Regions from separate parts of the Mus musculus genome. Here region 1 is linked to region 2. Evidence: chromatin contacts called from ENCODE Hi-C or POLR2A ChIA-PET data. All regions are on one chromosome and are shown on one strand. Each heading gives the region's core, a stretch centred on a gene start or an enhancer-like site at or near the end of the contact. The rest is flanking DNA. Distances are from core to core; before and after follow the strand shown. Region 1 has its middle 6.3 kb from the start of Gm41359. Region 2 holds the start of Tmem184b (transmembrane protein 184b).

Region 1 (5,377 bases), core at 2,795-5,294, 67 kb before region 2:
GAGTTCGAAGCCAGCCTGGTCTACATAGTGAGTTCCAGGCCAACCACAGATAATAGTGTGACCCCTATCTTCAAAAATAAATAAAAATCTACTTCTTGAGGCTAATACTCAAATATTTAGAGTTGGTCGACATGACATGAGATTTTCTTGAAGTCGGTATGGGAGCTAAAGGTATCGGGTCTAAGTTGCAGAGTAACTTGGGGCTCAATCCACACTGTTCTCTTTTGTATATGCTTGAAATTTTCTAAGATAAAAAAATATTTTTAAATAAGAAACTGAGTCACCTCTTAGTAAGGCCACCTGGCAACTTGGAAGTGATTTGACTCAGACAAGGAGAGGAGGCGGCAATGAATTGCCCTGCTTTGTTTGGAGAAAGATCAAAAGAATTGTCATTATCATGATGTCAGATGAACTAGACTTCAAGGCAAAGGCATTTTTAGAATACATTAAGGAAGACAACACCAGGAAGATATAACAATTCTAAACTCTTACACACTTCCTAACATTAGCATGGGGACGGGGAGATGGCCCAGGGCTGAAGACTGTGCGCACCCTCTTTGTAGAAGACTGGTGTGCAGTTTCCAGCATTCACGTTGGACAGCTCACGGGTACCTTTAACAGTCAAGGGATCTGACGCCCCCTTTTGGCCTCTATGGAAACTGCATACATGACATTAAAAGTAAAATCTCATATATATATATATATATATATAAACAAGGCGACATAAACAAACCCAGCACAAATTACAGATTTTCATTACAGCCTTTCAGTGACTGACAGATGAAAAATATGAAAAAAAATCACTAAGGATATAGAAGATATCAACAAACCAGAAACTCATTAGTAATCAGGGAAATGCAAATCAGGGCCACAGTGAGTTAGAATCTTACTCCCACTAGCTTGGCAGGAATCATGAAGTTGAGGAGCGCCAGATTTGGTGAGGATGTAGAACCTCGGGGATGCTCCTCCACTCTGGGCGGGAGTGTAGGCTGCTTCATCCTCCCTTGGAAAATAGTTCAGTCTTGCCTAATAAAGTTGAACATGTTGCACGCATGCTAATTTAGCAACTCTCGTCGCAAATTTATTATTTAGGGAAATATATTCTATGGTCCATCTGTAAGGAAAAAGTCACAGGAGGGGGGAGGGGGGAGGAGGCACTTCTGCAGAGGGCCTCAGGGGTGTGCTCACAAGATTGGAATTTCAGGAGCCATGGGCACATAGGTGAGTATCTTTATTCTTTTTTATATTTTATTTTATTTTATTTTATTTTATTTTATTTTATTTTATTTTATTTTGAGACAGGGTTTTTCTGTATAGCCCTGGCTGTCCTGGAACTCACTTTGTAGACCAGGCTGGCCTCGAACTCAGAAATCCGCCTGCATCTGCCTCCCAAGTGCTGAGATTAAAGGCGTGCACCACCACACCTGGCTTTCTTTTTCTTTTTCTTAAAAAAATTACTTTTATTATATTGTTTTTTATGTATATGGGGGTGGGTAACGTGCACATGTATGCAGTACCCACAGAGGCCAGAAGAGGGCATCAGATAGCCCTGGGCTGGAATCACAGGCAGTTGTGAGCTGCCTGCTGTGGGTGCTGGGAACTGAGCCTGGGTTCTATGAAAGAGACACGTGGTCTTAGTGCTGAGCAGTCTCTCCAGTCCCTGCATTTTCTTCATGTGTCTTTGCATGTATATCTTATTATAAAATGCTGTGTTTATATATACTTGTATACATCACATGTATATAAACATGCAAATATGGTGTGGTAGGAGACCCAGGACTGAACAGTGGTTCATCCTAGAGAGTGTGGCTGGGGGAGAATGGGGAAGAGAAGGGAGTCTATTTTTCCCCCCAGCTATTTCAGGGCTGGAATATTTTTACTTAAGTGTGAATGACTTGGTAATTTTAGACCTAATTAAATCAAGTAGAGCAAAACAAATCCAAATGACATTGACTCGGGGCTGGAAATGCAGCTCGGTGGTAGACTGCTTGCTTCACATACACAAGGCCTTAGGTTCAATTCCAGCAGTCCAAAACACACGAGCCAAATGAGTAAGACGGGGTGAGGGTGGGGGTAGCTGCTGGGAGATGGCTCAGTCAGCAAAGGACCTGGCAGGCAAGCAAAGGACCTGAGTTCAGATCCTACAACACATATAAAGACGTTGGCAAGTCCGTAACCCCAAAGCTGGGATGAAGCAGAAACAGTGTCCGAAGCTCAGACTGAGAGACCCTGTCTCAACAAAAACATCAAAACTAAAGCAAGAAGGCAGTTGAGGGAAAATAGCTGGTGTTGGTCTTCATATATGTGTGTGTGTGTGTGTGTGTGTGTGTGTGTGTGTGTGTGTGTGTGTGCATGTGTGCATGTGCACATGTACACACACGCACTCGCTCACACACACACAAACAGGCACACATGTACACGTGCAAACACTCATGCACACACACACACATATTCACACACACATGCAAAGACACACACAAACACACACACACACACACACCATATACCGCATGCATAAATCAATAAAAAAATCATAATTAAAACAAGATGGCTCAGCAGGTAAAAAACATCTGGTGCCATGTCTGACAATGTGAGTTTGATTCCAAGCAGATTGTATGGTGGAAGGAAAGAACTGAACCCCAAAGATTGTCTTCTGACCTGTGACACACGTGAGCACCCCAAAGGGAAATAAGTTGATTCTAGAAAAAAGACGAACAGAATGAGGGGTGCCGTCAGAACCCAGTTTCTGGAGATGGCTAAAGTGACCATCACAAGCCTGCTTTCGGATCCTCCAGAATGAAGCTAATGTGCCCTGGCCTCATCGGTCCCTACCAGCCAAGGTGGATGACGTGAGCAAACGCAGCAAGGTGGGAGGAGCGTTCAGGCAGTTCAAAGGAGGGCTAAAGACACTTGGCTGGGGGCAGGAGAGGCTTCAGAGAAGGTGATATCTGTGCTGGGCCTTAGGGAGCCAGGAGGATGTAGAATGCAGATGACATTGCACTGGGATCTTTAGGGTGAGGGGAGTTTGTCCAGAGCAGCCAGGTCTTGGGGAGGAGAGAAGAGGGAAGTGTTCCTTAGGGTGGCAGAAGTATGGATAAAGGATAATACAGGCTTTATTTGGAACTAGGGAAGTCATGCAAATATATGCAAAAATCATGCAAATGAGCCTGGCTGAATGGCCGGTAGGAAGAGGACCCAGCTGGTGATTTTGTTCCTCAAGTGTAGTCCAGAGCCACCTGTGACAAGCATCACCTGGAGAGCCCAATCCTGGTTGCCTGCCACCCCCAGACCTGCTGGGGCTGCAGCCCGTGTTTAAGGGAGCTCGCCAGGTGAGTGTTTATTTCCGCATCCATTTATTAAACATGCACATGGAAATGCATTATAATTATAACACATTAGGATCTACGCACATTACAATATATAATATAAACATTCAAACAGAAAAGCAAGCCTTCCTCCTCTGCATTCTCCGCCCCCGGGCCTCAGAGGCAACAACCAGTCCCAGTTCCAGAAGGTGTGTCCTTCTGGAAGCCGCTCTGCAGGCTCCCACGGAATCCAGCCTCTGGTCCCCGAAACCCACAGCTTCTCAGGAGTGTTAGAGCGAAGCCTCTGTGTCACTCTGAAGCCAAACTGTTACTCATTTGTGTCTTTGACCATTCATTCAGAATTTCTCAGGGGCTTGCGGACTGGCACACTTTTCTTGGGCAAGAAAGCTAGGGGTCCTGTTCCCGGGGAGTCCAGGTGGAGAGGGAGCCAAGTGAATACTTGCATAGGTAATGCCTGCTGATGGTTATAGCCCTGCAGCCCAGGTGCCCCAGCTCGGCTCGGCTGGGCTCGGCTGGGCTCGGCTCGGCTCAGCTCGGTTCGGTTCGGTTCGGTTCGGCTGGGCTAGGCTCTCACTCCACCTCCGGGAGTGTGGAGGTTTGAATGAGATGTCTCTTGTGGTCTCCAGCATTTGATACTTAGTTTCCAGTCGGTGCTGCTGTTAGGGGAGGCTTAGGAGGCGTGGCCATGTCAGAGGACGTCCTACATCACTTCCTGACTTTGAGAGTTTAAAAGACCCGCTACAGTGCCTAGTTTGCTCTCTGCTTGTTCAAGATGTGAGCGCCTAGCTTTCTGCTCCAGCCATGATGCCTGCCTGCTGCTGAGGTCCCACAGGTGACGGTGATGGTCTTTTCTCCTGCTGGACTCCTGGGCCCAGATACACCCTTCCTTCTCTAAGGTGTCTTTGGTCTCAGTCATGGTGTTTTATCGCAGCAAAAGAAGCAGAATTAATAAGATGGATAGTATCCCTATCTCCCGGGTCAGTTCTGCTGCGGGGCAAGATCTGCAGTCCACTACTGCAGAGTAGACTCTGCCGTCAGTCAATGCTCATTTCCTTCTTCAAGAGAAACAAGCCTTGGCTTCGGGCAGCGGCCATGGGGGTAGGGTGGGGTGGTGAGTTTGGCTCCAGTCAAAATGGAAAGAGAGAGGGAAGTTTCCTGACCATATGCCACTGAGTCGGGGATTCCCATGCTTTAAAGAGTCTAATCTGGGGCCTGGAGTGATGGCTCAGCAGTTAAGAGCACTGACTGCTGCTCTTCCAGAGGTTCTGAGTTCAAATCCCAGCAACCATATGGTGGCTCACAACCATCTGTAATGGAATCTGATGCCCTCTTCTGGTGTGCCTGAAGACAACTACAGTGTACTCATATAAATAAAAATAAATAAATCTCGGAGGAGGAGGAGGAGGAGGAGGAGGAGGAGGAGGAGGAGAAGGAGGAGGAGGAGGAGAAGGAGAAGGAGAAGGAGAAGGAGAAGGAGAAGGAGAAGGAGAAGGAGAAGGAGAAGGAGAAGGAGAAGGAGAAGGAGAAGGAGAAGGAGAAGGAGAAGGAGAAGGAGAAGAAGAAGAAGTGCTTATGCTGGGGACAGCTCTGTTCCCAAGACCCCTTCAGGTCTCTCATAACCACCCATAACTCCAATCCGACGCCCTCTTGTGGCCTCCGAGAGTATTTGCTTTCACGTGCACATATATACGATTAAAAACAAATAACTCTTTCAATAAAAGTCTAATTTTCCTGAACCAGGGCAAGACTACAGCTTGGTTTATAGAGTGTTTGTCCAGCACACCAGAAGCCAGATGAAGCAGTGCATACTTACAGTTGCTATGCTTAGAAGGGGTACCTGGAGGCACCAAGGTTCAAGGTCATTCTCTACTATATAAAAGGTTGTGATCAGCCTTCAACACATGAAATCCTGTCTCTAGAAGCAGGGCGTGGGGAGGAGGCTGGAGAGGTGGCTGGACTTACTGTTCTTGCACAGAACAAGAGTAGAGTTTGGTTCCAAGTGCCCATGTCAGGCAGTTCACAACTGCCAGTCACTGCAGCTCCAGGATGCC
Region 2 (5,342 bases), core at 1,455-3,954:
TTTGAGGCCAGCCTGAGAATAAGTTCCAGGACAGCCAGGGCTACACAGAGAAACCCTGTCTCGAAAAAACAAACAAAACAAACAAACAAACAAAAAAACCCAAAACCAAACCAAACAAACAAACAAGCAAAAAACCCCCCAAAACCAAAAAACCTGACTAAGACAAAAGAGGTCATTTCATCTCTCTGTCTACAGGATTTCTCTACATAGCCCTGGCTGTCCTGGAACTCATTCTGTAGATCAGGTTGGCTTCAAACTCACAGGGATCCACCTGCCTCTGCCTCCCTAGTGCTGGGAACAAAGGCGTGCGCTGCTATCACTCATCTTATTTATTTCTTTGAGTGACTGTCTCACTATGTAGCCATGGCTGGTCTAGAACTTGCTACATAGACCAGGCTAACCTTGAACTCACAGAGATCTACTTAGTGCTCCTGCTTCCGATATGATGCATTTAAAGGCTACTATTCTTGGCTTTTTTTGTCTTTGAAAAAATTTTATCTATTTATTTAGTGTGTGTGTGTGTGTGTGTGTGTGTGTGCACTCATGTCACTGTGTGTGCCTCTAGGTCAGAGCTGGTTTTCTCCTTCAGTCATGTAGTCATGAGGGCTGAACTCAGGCCCCTCAAGTACCCCGAGCTTCCCCCTTAGGACCTAGCTATTATATTTGTCCATGTTACAGATACTTTCAGTACGTGCTTGCCAGTACTCCCAGTGCAGCATACTAATTTTCATCAGGAAACAAGAAACTGTCAGACATCTTCATCCTTGCTGCATGCACTTTTCCTGGGGAGACATGAACAAATGTCTCCTCATCCCAGGGAAGGGACTGACCACAGAATAAAGGAATGATTCTGCTCCATCTAGCTTGGTTAAAGAACAGTCAACGAGTCTGTCAGCTGCTTATAGGAGCAAGAGTGAACGGTTGCTTCTTAAGGGTGATTAAAAACAGACAAACAAACAAACAAAAAAGAAGAAAGAAATAAGTCCCAGTCCAGCATGGGTAATGAGCCCCCCCCCCCCCCAGCTTTATGGGAGTGGCTTGCTTCTAGAATTTTCTACCTCCCAAGAATTCTTAACTCCCAAAGGTCATTTGGGGACAGGGGTGAGGGGAGGGGAATTACATATTACAGATGCCAGTAACCCCACCCCTCACCCACATTGCCATAGTATGACCAATAAACTCACAGGTTCATGGAGGGAGATGTGTAGAATCTTTGGTTTGTTTGGGTGCCTTCCTATTTGGGGCACGTATCTCCCCAAAGTTAATGCAACAGTCTGTTCACTAGGAAGATGGATAATAAGATAGGAAAACAATCGATACGTGTTAGAAATGAACTTTTATTAGGAGAACAGGGCACAGTGAGATGTTGACTATGGACTGCAGGTGAGGGGCTCAGCAATCTTACTCTGGGAAGGAGGTATTTGTCTCAGAACAATCCTGCTTCAGCTTCCCTAGTAAAGCCAGCCAAGCAAGACTTTGAAGACATGTCTGGGGAAACTGTAGCCCCAGCAGAGGGGACAGCAGGTGCAAAGGCATGGAAGCTGAATGCTTGTACTTGGTTGTAGGGAAAGCAAGAGGTCAGTGTTCAGGAAAAGGAGATGAGGCCAGGCATGCCTGCGGAGGGTGATGCTGGATCAAGGCTGTGCAGAGATCTGCAGATGTTGGCTTCATTTGGAATGGCATGAGGAACTAATTAAGGGTTTTGAGCAAAGTGCCATATAGTTCATCTTGGGTGGGTTCGTTTGTTTGTTTACTTTGGTGCAAAGAATTATATTGAGGGTCTGGTGAATGGTAAGCAAGCATTCCTCCAACGATTTGGATTTTTAAAGGAATCCCTGATTCTCACATTGGCACAGACCCGCCGAGGACAAGGTTGGAAAATCGGGCTAAGTAGATGCTCACAGTACCTGGGCAGAGCCTGGACATGACAGCAGTTCAGTAGTGTGGAGGTCAGAGTCTAGGGATACAGGATGTCTTGCCCAAGCTGATGGGACGAGGGGGAGAGGGAGGGCAGCACTCAAGGATAATACTAGACTTTCTGGCTTGAAGACTGGAAGCAGGGATTGGGGAATGCTGTGAAGAAGAAATGTGTGTGGAGGGGAAAGCAGCTGAGCCCGCTAAGTAAGAGGCGTCGGTAGACATTTGGAGCTGGAGATAAAAATAAACTTGGTTGCATATTACACATTTCAGTCATCTGGGTAAGACGAGGACCTCACAAATCAAAGTGGGGTAGGGGCTGGAATGACTCCTCTAGAATCGGTTCGTTAGGCTGCTAGGAATGAGGTGGGGCAGCTCCACTAGAGCAGTTTCATTTTGCATAACTATACAAAACGTTCCGTGGAAGTCCGTTCCACAGTCTCACACTCACCCTCCCTGTCTCAAACGTCAACTAGATTTCGTTTCACCTTCAGCGTTGGCATATACAAGGCTTTCAGAGAATTGAAACTCAAGCTAGCTCGCGAGTGTCCGGGACAGTCTGTATCCCGCGGGTCAGACTGTGCATCCCAGGACTGTGGTGGGTGGGACTGGACTAGGAAACCTGGGCCCTGGGTCTCTCGCGGTGCGTTTGCGAGTTGCAAGAGGACCTCACCATTCTCCTGACCCGAGATTGCGCGTGGTGCTTCGCAGCGCGCGGCCCCTTTAAGGCTCGGCGAGTGACCTCAGCGGCGCGCTCCGGCCCCGCCCCCGCCAGCGGCGTTCCTAGTGCGCAGGCGCGGCGCGGCGGTACCCGGCGGGGCTCGGGACGCGCCAGCGGCGGCCGAGATACCGGGCTGCGGCGCCGCCTGCTCCGCCTGCAGTCTCCAGCGCCATGGGCTCCTGAGGTACCCGGGCGGCGGATGCACGGGATGAACGGGGACCGGGCGGGGGCTGCACCTTGGGGAGAACTCCACTCTGGGGACTTCCCGCGGGGAGGCAGGGACTCGGAGGCCCCCAAGCGGCCCGTGGGTGTGCCCGCTTCGCCAGCGTGGCGGGGCCCTGAGTGTAACCGGACCTGCTCGTGGGGGAGTCGGGGTGGGCGGCGCGGGGCCCAGCCTCTTACCGATGGGACTGTGCGCACCGCGGTGGGTGTGCTGCAGCCTGGCACGACCGAACGGGGCGGGGAGACGTCGGTCCTCAGTGCAGTGGCTTTGACCTGGCCCGGTGGTCGGCCCTTGAGACGGTACATGCGTAAATGGGGGTGTGCGCGCGCTTTGCACACAGGTCAGTAGATTTGAAGGGGGATAGGGATCTGGGGCTCCCAGGATGCTGGGTGTTCAAAGGAACCCTAGAGATTGGTTTGGGTGTGTGGTGCCTGTTTGCCTGGGCACGCCCTTGGACACCTTGCTTGGATGCTTAGCTTGGGGCTAAGGAGCTCCAGGCAGTGGCAAAGCTAGGGAGTCTGGGGAACGGGCTCGGATTTTTAGTTTGTATCCTTTCTTGGAGGACTGTATGAGGCGGGACATCTCATCCCTCCCTCCTTGGAGGCCTTGGTGGGGCAAAGCAGGTGTCTGCCTGCCTGATACCTGGGTGTGAGGTGAAGGTCTATGTATTATTCATCTGGCTGCCAGGTGCTTTATGTAAGGAGAGAAGTAGCAATCTGTGCCCTGGAGGCAAGTGCTGCAGACTCAGCCAACACACACACACACACACACACACACACACACCCCACCAGCATCAGCAGCAGGGGGAGGTGCAGGTCTCCACGGTCTGGCTTTTTTGACAGGCTGTTTGCAGCATCCCTCTTCGTGTCAACAAGTTTGGTGGGCCCTTGGGCTCGGCACATCTGAGTATCTTGAGAGTTCTGTGCAGGGCCGGAGTTGGAACCCTTGGGTGTGGGAGCCCCAGAAGCTAGACTGGTGCTCACCCCGCACACAGATGTGAGGATCGAGGCATCGAAGAGCTCTCAGGTGCTTGGGGCAGAATCAGAATTGGAAAGAATCACAGGGATTCCAGAAACAGAAGACAAAAGACTGAGGAGTATGGAGGTGGATTCAGTGCTGGGGGGTGGGGGGTGGGGGGGATGGACAAGCCAGCAAAAAAAAAAAAAAAAAAAAAAAAAAAGGAAAAAGAAAAAAAAAGGCTTCAGTACAAAGGGACAGTCGAGCCAAAGCTGGGTGACTAACATTCCTCAGAGACTTCTTGCTTTCCATGTGTATTTTCCCAGTTTGTTCTCAGGGCAGCTGTGCCAATAATGTATCGGGCATAGATGTGGGTTAGGAAACTGAGGCAGCAGGTCAAGGCGGGTGGGGTGGGACGGGATGGGGATTAAGTGACTCCCTTGTCAGTGTGGGACTAGTAGGCTCTGGTAGCATCCTTCATCCCTGGGTCTTGCCCAAGTTGCCTTGTAACTTACTGAGCATCTACTATGCGCCCGGCTGAGGGCTGTCTCCCGGCCCTGCTGGCTCACTGCTCTCCCTGATGTCCCTGGAGTAGAACACAGAGGAACAGGATCTAATACCTTCTTCTAGAGGCTCCCAGTCTGCTGCGGAGGTGGACATAGATAGCGACCCCACTGGCCAGTGTGGGTGGTGGGGCTCTAAATACTCCCCTAAGAGCCATAGGTGACCTGGGCGTCCTTGTGTAATCCTGGGGGATGCCTTGTAGATTGCTCCCAGGGTGGTGGGGTTGGACTAGGGAGGAGAGAAGAGCTTCCGGGTGGGAGGGGATCAGTGGGCAGCTTGTCCTAGTTCTGTGGACCAGGCCTGTCGGCTGGCTGCTCTCTCCCATTTTTTCCCCTCTTTTGGTCCTGTGCACTGGATCGGGACCTCAGGCACTCTGGGCAGGCAGTGTGCTGCTGAGCCGTGTCCTCGGCCCTCCAGGACTCCCTGCCTTTGAGGCTTTGCTTCTGTTTGCCAGCTGGCCTGCCCAGGCCTCTCCCCAAGAGGGGCTCGGTGCTATTTCCAGTCCCGCTGTGCTCATTTCTCTCCATGTGCTCCCTGGAGTAGAAGCTGCTAGGCAAGGCAGGGCCCAGGCCTTTCTTGTTTTGAAAGTAAGTAGCAGCAGCGAATGAGACTGGGGATTTGATGTGAGTGTTGGGAAGCCTGGAGCTAGGCCCTCAGAGCTCAATGTGGGGTCTGCCCCAGGACCTTGGCTGAGGTCTTTTTGGGGGCAGCAGGTGCTTGCTGAATACCTCCTGTGTGCCATGAATTTGCTGGCCATCAGGGAAGAGAGGCCAGAGACCTGGGTTGTCCCCTGTGAAAGGCTGTGGTTGGCTGAGGTAGCCCAGCACGTGACTAATACATTTGAGACAGTGTTCTACTTGGGGTAGGGAGAGAGGGCTCTGAAGGGGCCCAGAGGACAGTAGGAAAAACAGCTCCCCTGGTAAGTTTCTTGAGCACTTACCATGTGTCAGGCACAGTTCA

What was found. Hi-C counts contacts between places; a loop is a spot of excess contacts on that map. ChIA-PET counts read pairs that join two places held with the same protein, here RNA polymerase II (POLR2A).
Region 1: a map of left cerebral cortex shows a loop between it and region 2 (2.4-fold over the local background). The contact joins the enhancer-like site here to the promoter of Tmem184b in region 2. A Hi-C loop is called at or near these places in 21 of 37 maps with a recorded cell type or tissue (Patski, T-helper 17 cell, adrenal gland and 5 more). POLR2A ChIA-PET finds 5 or more read pairs at or near these places in 3 of 5 experiments (Patski and embryonic stem cell).

What each region holds. Positions count from the first base shown.
Region 1 is chr15:79,469,395-79,474,771 of GRCm38, reverse strand. No RefSeq gene overlaps it. Among named protein-coding and RNA genes, the nearest start is that of Gm41359, 6.3 kb to the right of the region's middle. Within about 2 kb of position 4,044, at least 1 of the 3 ENCODE cell types and tissues checked has a DNase peak (open chromatin) inside an H3K27ac peak, as active enhancers do; it is heart, where a contact is called at or near this core.
Region 2 is chr15:79,400,665-79,406,006 of GRCm38, reverse strand. Tmem184b (transmembrane protein 184b) reads left to right here and starts at 2,704. Exons shown (of 9, transcript NM_172608.1): 1 at 2,704-2,822.